2 separate regions of the Homo sapiens genome follow, and region 1 is linked to region 2. Evidence: chromatin loops called from intact Hi-C (ENCODE). Cell type or tissue: GM12878. All regions are shown on one strand. Each heading gives the region's core, and the rest is flanking DNA. Links, peaks and the distances in the headings are about the cores only.

Region 1 (4,681 bases), core at 194-4,193, 280 kb after region 2:
ATTTGAGAAGATTAATTTTTAAATAGAGCTAATTATTACTTTGAAAGATTAAAATGAAACACGTAGTATCTTAAATTTACTTATTGCTGTTGAAAGCCATGACCTTATTGTCAAAAATGAATGTCCGGAAACATCAAGAACTTGAGATGTGATTGAAATATTCAGGTAGCAGAATGTTAAAAATAGAAGTGTTGGCTAAGGCCTAAAAACAATATAGATACAATTTAAAGTGAAGTACCAGACCCCTGCTACCAGAGTGTACCATGCCAAAATGCAAAAAAGGAAGTAAGAGAAAACCTGTTTTGTGACTTTGAAACTCACCCATGTAGAAGGTGTTAACAGGCCTAATATTAGAGATTAGAGGAGGATTTCTTCAGAGAGAACTCTTTTTTTCTGAAATACTTCCCCAGCCCTTTACACTAGAGGATTCACTGGGGGACCATTTGGGGAGTTATGTGTCTTGTGTGGTGAAGGGGGGAATGCTGTGGACTGGTGTCTGACTCACCCTGGAACATCTTTTTTTTTTGAGTTACACTTTTATTTTTATTTTCTTACATTAAAAAACTTTTTTTTTTTTTTTGAGACAGAGTCTTGCTCTGTCGCCCAGGCTGGGAAAACATTTTTTAGATAAGTTTCTGGGGGAACACATGGTGTTTGGTTACATGGACAAGCTCTTTAGCAGTGATTTCTGATATTTTGGTGCATCCGTCGCCTGAGGAGTGTATGCTGTACCCAATGTGCAGTCTTTTATCCTTCACCCACCTCTCACCTTTCCAGGAGGCCAGAATTCCACTATATCATTCTTGTGCCTTTTCAGCCTGCAAAATCTAAAACTACATTGTCCAAAACTAGCCACATGTGGCTGGTTAGCACTTGCAGTGTGGTGAATTGAGATTAAGGTGTGCTGTATGTGTAAAGCACATACTCAATTTTGAAGACTTGGTACAAACCAGGTTAACTTTTAATACATCTTGTTAACTTTTAATATAGATTGAATGTCTATATGATGATGTTTAGGATATGTTAGGTTATATAAAATATATTGTTGATTTCACTTGTTTCTTTTTACTTTTTGAAATGACACTAATAGAAAATTTAAAATTATATTTGGCTTACATTATAATTCTAATCTGATATAAAGGACTAGCAATAGACTAGTTGCTTGTTGAGTGTTTTGACTGTGGAATGAAAATGCCTTATAGGGTTTTCCTGTATCTTCTGATACAGGAAATTGTAGAGCAAAGGATGTAAGTTTCTTGTGAACTAGACAGTGGCCCCGAAAGTCTGTGTAGGATTTTCTTGGGTCCTGTTCAAGAAGGCCTTTTAGATGGATGAGAAGACCTCAACAGGGATTGACCTTCCAGATTCCCAGGAGCTGAGAAAAGAGCCAAAAATGGCCAGTTGAGGGTGTATACCAAGCACCAAGGGTACTGCTGCAGGTGAGAGAGCCACAGTGATAGGAACGGTTTCAGAAGAACCCATAAAAGGGTCCAGGGGAAAATAAATCAGTTTTAGATACCTCAAGTCTAGGAAGCACCAGTAACAACCACATCATTGTAAGAGTCCAGTTAAGTAGGAACCTGCCTACTTCCCTCCCTCTCCTTCTTCCCTACCCACTTCAATCCTTGGTAAGTCAGAGAGAGAGGGAGAAGTGCTAGGTCAAAAAAGAGAAAGAAGCCAGCCACAACCTCCCCACCTTCTCTCCCACTTGCAGGTTTTCTATCTTAAAGCATAAAGGTAAAAATTAATGCTTTCCCTAGAATGCCTGAACTCTAGAGTAAGGGATAAGTCTCAACTTTAAATCTGTTTGAAAGTTTCAGTTATTATTAAATTGAGACAGTAACCTAAGCTAGAGTAGAAAAGTTATGGGACTTGCCTTGGATTTTATCTAGGGGCAGGAAAACCACTAATCTCTACAGAGTGGATTTTAAAAGACAGCAGAGGACAAAAATAATGTTGCTTTATGACTATCGTTATGAGTTGGCATATTTATTAACGGTAACATTCAATAATGAAGATATTTGCCAAGTTAGAAAGCTTGTAAAGTTTTAGTTTATGATGCATATACTTGTATTATAAATATGAAGCATATTTCTTAAAACTCTTCTTATCAGTGGCCATGGTCTTCTGTTTACTTAACTAAGATTCAACTTTCCAAAGTCCATAAACTATTAAGGAGCATGTTTTCTTCCAACTTAGATTTTAAAATAATTTTCTGGTGTTTTTCTTCATTTCAGTAACAAACTTTTTTGAAAAACTAGGTAATTTTAATATGCCATGATTTCTTAGGGTTGCCAACCTCTTGGAGATATTTCTAATAGTGGAATCCTGAAATCTAAAGAGTACATTGGGATTTTGGTTTATGCAGAGTTAAAAGTTGAAATAGGCAAATCAGAAGACAAACAACTTATTCTTTTGGAACTTCAGGGGAAATTCCACTAACAATATGACTCCTTCCTTCTTTTACGTCAGCAGGAGTAGTCTTCTCTTAAATACGCCATATGAGTCATATTCTTCTATGAAAGAAGATAAAGGGAGCCTGTAACCCCAGCACTGAGCACCACATGTGCTGGCATAGACTTAAGGGAATTTTCAGAGCTTAGAGGAAGTTTACATTGTGCTCAACAAGGACATTTAAATTTCATAGCTATAAACACAGTGAAAGCCAGATCATTTGGTGGCCTCTTGTTTTCTATATAATTAGGAGTTTTTCTTTTCTTTATGCCTTTATGATTATTTTTCACATTACTTTAGTATCAGTTTTTTAAAGGCCAAAATTAATGCTTTGTGAGATAAAATACCGTATGTGTTTATGACATAGTAGATTGTTGTAAGTGTTTGGTCTTATGTAAAAATGGTTGACATTTTTGTATTTTTCTAACACAAATTGAATTTTCCTTATTCAAAATGCTTGGCACCAGAAGTGTTTTGGATTTCTGATTTTTTTACATTTTGGAATATCTGCATTATATTACTGTTTGGAAATCCTTAATCCCAAAATCTGAAATCCAAAATACTCCAATAAGCATTTTCTTGGAGCATAATGTTAGATTTTAGGGCATTTTGGATTTTAGATTTTTGGATTAGGAATATTCAACATGTATATGGATAGAATACAAACAAGTCCCAAATTTTCATTTTGGTTTTCATTGACAAGAAGTGAGAGAATATGATTAATTATTCTAAATTAATCTGGAAAATAACATTCAGTAATCTCCAAGAAATTCTGAAAGGAGCAATGAGAGAGGACTTGTCCAATCAGTATGATGGAGCAGGGTGGTACCATCATTAGAATAGATCACTGAAAACAAAAAGTAACAAGTTCTTATATAGACCTAAATATGTAAAAGATTTTGGAGTTTACTACAGTGGCATTTCAAATTAATGAGAAAGGAATGGATGATTCCAGTAGCCAGTTTTGAGATAACCAGCTAAACATGTACAAAAAACAAACTTCGATCTTTATTTTCTTATTCCACAATAAATCAAATGTATTAATTTTTAAGTTAAAATTAAAAATTAGCTAAAAATTACTAAAAGAAAATACAGCTATTTGTATAATCTTGAGTGGGGTAGCCATGTAATAAGCCATGGCACTAAAGGTGGGTACTATTAAGAAAAAAAATGGTTTGACTATTTTCAATACATACTTTTATAAGAGAATAAAGTTATTTAAAATATTAAGACAAGGGACATATTAGAAAAATGCAATCATGTGACTAAGGATTACTATTTCGATCAGGCAGTAGGATACGTATTCTAGCAGAAAAATGGGCAAAGAATGTGAACATTTCACCAAATAATTGCAAATGTTTTCATATACTTATTGATAATGTTCAGTGCTGTTAGTAACCAACAAAATGCCAATTTAAAAAATTTGGGAAATATTCCCTGTTCTTCCCATCTCTAAATTATACTCACTATGGCAAGTTAATAGAAAAATAGCCACATTATACACTGGTAAATTGTTGCTGGAGGGCAGTCTTGACAGTGTGTCAAAGTCTTTAAAAATGTTTTTTTCTGATTCAGTAATTCCTAGCCTAAGAGAATATTAGGAAATGTGTTCCAAGTAGTTTATACAAGGATGTCATAATGTAAAAGCTTATTCATACAAAGCATTTTATAATTATGGAATATTTGGAAAGGGCTAAATGCAAATATCATGTCACATACATTCAGTGTACCCCAGGGTGTTCTTAGGACTACCTTTGGGTTGTGGGATTATAAGAGACTGAGAGTTTCCCATTTTGTTCTTTGTATTTCTGTGTTTAATGTAATGATCATGCGTAATCCCCAGTGAGAAGAATTTATTTAGTTTTTAGTTTTAACTTATGATTTAGTTATTTGGGGCAGTTTACTTGGCCCTCCAAAAATAAAGATTAAAAAATTATCAGAACAAATATTGTTGCAGTATGATCTTGAACAAGTAATTATATCTCTTGGATTTTATGCTTTCACCTATAGACCAGAACAGTTAAATATTGCGTACCTTTGGAAAAGAAGTTATGTATAAACATTAGCAACTGAATTGTCACAATACTGAATTAGACATTGTTTAAAGTTTTCTTCATATTACACATGGCATCACAGACGACCAGTGGAGATTTATGCTGCTCTTTCCAGATCAGCCCTACAGAATTAGTATTCAAAATTCACAGAACATGTGAATATGTAATTATAG
Region 2 (4,681 bases), core at 357-4,356:
AATCCTTTCCACTCAAAATGCCAGCATACTGCTCAACTGAGGCCACCTCATGTTGGCATGGGGCACCCCAACAGACAAGTGGTCTCTTCCCAGGATTTAGATCCTGTTTTTAGATCTCCAGCCCTCTCCACTCCTTGATGGGTTCTACACAAAGCAGGAGGGAAGGGGCAGGTAGAGGATAATCATTCTATCTTCAACCTGTTCAGAGTGTTGATGTGAATCCTTAGAGTATCCAAGGAGAAAATGTACATAAGACATTAAGCATGGGGCCTGGCACAGAGAAAGTGCTCTATCCATCTTACAAAGATTAAAGTATCCTCATCAGCTAGCACAGTCTAATATGTAATCAGTTACTTGATTGATTTGTTAATATAGCTGTGTTCTCGTCACCCATGCCGGCACAGTACCTTACACGTAAGAAGAGCTCAGAAATTCTTTGCTGAATTCATTCATTTTGAGGCATAAAATCCAATCTTCCTGAAGATAAGTCCTTTCCACTGAACTGGTGGGGTGTGGGGAAAGGGGTTGCTGGTACTTCATCTGGGGACCCCGAAGGGACCAGGATATGAGTTGGCTAGAAAAGGGGCAGGTAAGTATGGGGCTTTCCCACCCACAGTAGTCCTGCTTCATGTTCTTCTTTCACAATTATTTGACAGGGCACCCCATGAAATCAAGTGGCTAAGTCAGATTTAGGAAGTGGTTTTGAAATTGATGGGTGCAGGGAAGTACCCTTGAGTCAAAATCAGAAGAAAGTGAGTATTGCTGATTAAACACACTCCTCTTATGTTTGGGATGCAGCTGATGGGAAGCAGCTGTGGGAGGTGACACAGCAACAGGAGGGCCTCAGAACTGTGCCTCGCATACATCGGGAACATAAATGGTGAACGAGTGAATGAATGAATGAATGAATGCTTCCAGATGGGCATTCTAAACTTCATGTTTTTTGTTTGTTTGTTTGTTTGTTGTTTTTTTGTTTTGAGATGGGGTCTTGCTCTGTCACCCAGGCTGGAGTGCAGTGGCATAATCTCAGCTCACTGCAACCTCTGCCTCCTGGGTTGAAGCAATTCTCCCTGCCTCAGCCTCCTGAGTAGCTGGGATTACAGACACCCACCACCACGCCCAGCTAATTTTTGTATTTTTAGTAAAGATGGGGTTTTGCCATGTTGGCCAGGCTGGTCTCGAACTCCTGACCTCAGGTGATCTGCCTGCTTTGGTCTCCCAGTGCTGAGATTACAGGTGTGAGCCACCGCGCCTGGCCTAAACCTCACGTTTGATCCCCCTTTGTTCTGGGGTCACCCTGGTGTATGTTACTAGACAACACCTTGGCTATCTGAGCTTCCAAAATTGATGCAGATAGAACAGGAAATGCCCTTGGTGCACCTGTCACCTGAGCAGTAGTCTTTGCCCACTATGCAGTCTTTCATCCCCCACCCCCCTCCCTCCCTTCCTCTTGAGTCTCCAAAGTCCATTATGTCATTCTTATGCTTTTGCATCCTCATAGCTTAGCTCTCACTTATAAGTGAGAACATATGGTATTTGGTTTTCCATTCCTGAGTTACAGTAAGTTCTGTTTTATAGCAGAGTAGAGTAACTATAATTAACAACAATGTATTATATATTTCAAAATAGCTAGAAGAGAGGAATTAAAATGTTCCCAACATAGAGGAATGACAAATACTCAAGGTGATGGAAACCCTAAATACCCTGACTCGATTATTACACATTTGATGCATGAAACAAAATATCACATGTACCCCATTATATATCAATAAAAAAATTCAAAAAACATTTAAAAAAACAGCAAATGCCCAAAAGAGCATGATTCATTATTGCACATACATGAACAAATCCCTGGCACACCACACTTCAGCCCAACAGCAAATTAAACAAAAGCTAGCTACCTCAGAATGTCCTACAGTCTACTCAGTGTGGGCATCTGAGATGCATAAGAACCAGTAATCAGAGCTTTGTGGCAGGGCTGTAGGAATAAAATGTAATTCCTGCCATCAAGATACTTGTAACCTAGTTGGGAGAAAAAATAAACACAGAGATATAGATCTATTCACACTAGGAAATATGTTTGAAATTACATTTGGGTGATATAGTCATTTCATGCTACAGGTTCTGAAAATAGCAGGTGATATCTTGGAGGACCACAGAGGTGAGGGGAGACTTTCTGGAAGAGATGAGATGGCCTGAGTCATGAGCATGACTCAGATTCAGACAGAAAGTGGCTGGTGGAAGGGGGAGTCCCTGAACACTGAGGAGGCTGCATTTACATTTGTCACCTTGCTGGAGGATCCTCTGAGAAGACAATGGGGAGAGTCCCAGCTAATAATAATAGTCACCACATGTCAGGCATTGGGCCAAGAGTTTGGCATGAATTATCTCAGGGAATCTCTTCAACAACTCTCCCAATATCATGTGGCAGATACAGCTGGAGTCTCTTCTTCCTCCTTTGTGACAGGACTTCAATTTTGTTTGAGGCAACTATATGTTCAGTTAAAATACTTGATATCCCAGCTTTTTTTTTGCAGATAGTGTTGGTCATCTTGGCATAGTGTGTCCAACAAAGTATAAGATGTAGTCAGTGAATGGGGCTTTCCAGAAAGCTCTCCAAAGGGGTACAGATGTGGCTGGCTCACGTCTTCAGCTTCCTGCCATTTTCTCCATTCCCCTTTATCTTGCCTGCAACCAGGGCAGCCACCCTGTGGCTCTGGATGATTCTGGGAGCCTGTGTCCTTGATGAGTCCCTGGAACAATGGTACCAACCCTGGCTTGCCCACTTCTGAACTACTTATTGCATGAGAAAAACAAACTCCTATTTGGTTAAGTCACTGCCATCTAACCTCTGTGATTTCCAGCACATGCAATCTTAACACATATAGACAGGTGATGTTCGTACCTTGTTCACAGACTGGGAAACCAAGGCTCAGTAAGTGTCACTACTCATAAGCAGCAAATCCAGTATTTAAATCCAGACCAATGCAGAACAAGGCTGGTTGACTCCAAAGCTAGACTGAGAACCTGTGAAACTACTCCAGAGTCACATTAAAAATTAAAGAAAGAAAGCAAAGCAACCTTTAGCAACTTTTTAACCTCTCATATAACCTTTTCACAACCTACCTTTTATTAGATACTGGTAGGTGTCTCTCACTCCCAAAACACTGCTTCAGAATCTCCTAGAAGGCAGGACCAGGACTACAGCTTTAATCATGCTTATAGCACCAATTTCTTCCCCATTTCCCCATGCCCAGCTCTGGCTATGTGGGCACCCAAAAATACTGGATGGATTTAGTTTTTTTAAAAATCACTCAGGATAAAACTCAGGATTAAAAACATCACTCAGGATAACTGTCTCTGGGAAAGCCATCCCTTTATGTATGTGTGTGTGTGGTTGTGCATGTGTGCCTGAGGGTGTGTGTCACATTGTGCACATATGTGTAAATGGGTATCCAAGTGTCTGAGAGCAGGGGAAGAGGGAGAACTTTTTTATTGCTGTCAAATTCCATCCTTCCACTCAGCTCCTACAGACCTACAGTGACAGCACCAATGATTATATTAGCGATAACTAAACTTTTGTGCAGGACCTGAAAATTTAATTTCCTTGTGGGAAGCGGTAGAGAACTAAGCTTATTTGGGGCCAAGAACTCATGAACTTTCCCAGAAAAGAAAGAGAGAACAGCACATATAGCCACTGGCCTCTGATTTTTCTTGAAAAATAAAAAGGCACAAGCTCATTTTCAAATGTCTCCTTTAGAAACAGCTCCAGATTCGTTTTTCTCTGTACATACCCCACATCAGAGTGGGTAGGAAGACATAGCAGCCCTTGAAAACTCATTGAATTCATTCCAATTTATTCTGTGATTTGTGATTTTTTTCTTTTTTGTTTAAAGAAGTATAATTCCATCATTTTTTTTTCTTCTCAAGTTGCTTGGATGGTCAAGACCCTGTGATATATACTGCGTGTTCACCATGCACTAGAAACTGTTTTAAGAGTGTTTGCATGCTTTATCTCAGCTAATGTTTCCACTTTGAAGATCAGAAATCTGAGGCACAGAGAACATAAGTAACTTGCCTAGGGTCACATAGCCAAAAAATGGCAGAACTGGGATCCAAGCCCAAGCAATGTAGCTGCAATGCCCAAGACCTTAACCATACCATTGTATAGCCTCATAAGTCTGGAACTCCCCTCCTGGTGTCTGAGGATATGAGTTCTTTGAATATAAGCAAAAAATGGCACCTCTGCTTAATTTAAGCCAAAAAAAAAAAAAAAGAAAGAAAGTGGAAGGAGAGGAGAGGCACATGATCCATGGTTTTGAGAGGCAAAATCCCAGGAGAGCCTCCTTGTCCCCATCTTAGTTGAAGCTCATCCATTGAGTAGGGCTGGGCTGGGGACCTAAGCTAATCATCCCAGGTTGCTTGTGAAGAAATGGAAGGTGTGCCACCAGACCAAGAGGATATGGATATAAGGCAGGAGAAAATGAGGCATGTATATGCTGCCATGTCACCAAGAAAGGAACAGATCTGGAATGGAAGTTAGTTAATTTGAGGTTGAATTCTGATATAAACTTGGTACCATGAGATTGACATTCAGGTATTTTCAAAGTGATCCACCCTTAGAATTCATCCATTCACTCAATTGTGAATGTTCTTTCACTAAATAGTCCTTATTGTGCCC

The links. A loop is a pair of places that touch in the nucleus more often than their neighbours do. Peaks named below come from ENCODE experiments on the same cell type or tissue, not always from the same donor. Only the 100,000 strongest peaks of a DNase experiment are listed, where the experiment ranks them.
Region 1: it touches region 2 in a loop (3-fold over the local background); 1 of 110 quality-filtered maps calls a loop at or near these places.

Annotation. Positions count from the first base shown.
Region 1 is chr5:159,177,028-159,181,708 of GRCh38, reverse strand. The region is part of intron 4 of RNF145 (ring finger protein 145); the gene reads left to right. Among named protein-coding and RNA genes, the nearest start is that of RNF145, 30 kb to the left of the region's middle. In GM12878, for the core only: no CTCF peak of the experiment used is centred there; DNase peaks (open chromatin) are centred at 328 and 2,508; H3K27ac peaks cover 3,275 bases.
Region 2 is chr5:159,454,496-159,459,176 of GRCh38, reverse strand. LINC01845 (long intergenic non-protein coding RNA 1845) reads left to right here. Exons shown (of 7, transcript NR_027110.2): 4 at 376-752. Among named protein-coding and RNA genes, the nearest start is that of LINC01845, 9.4 kb to the left of the region's middle. RefSeq lists enhancers at 365-534, 2,047-2,386. In GM12878, for the core only: no CTCF peak of the experiment used is centred there; DNase peaks (open chromatin) are centred at 706 and 2,226; H3K4me3 peaks cover 585 bases; H3K27ac peaks cover 1,149 bases.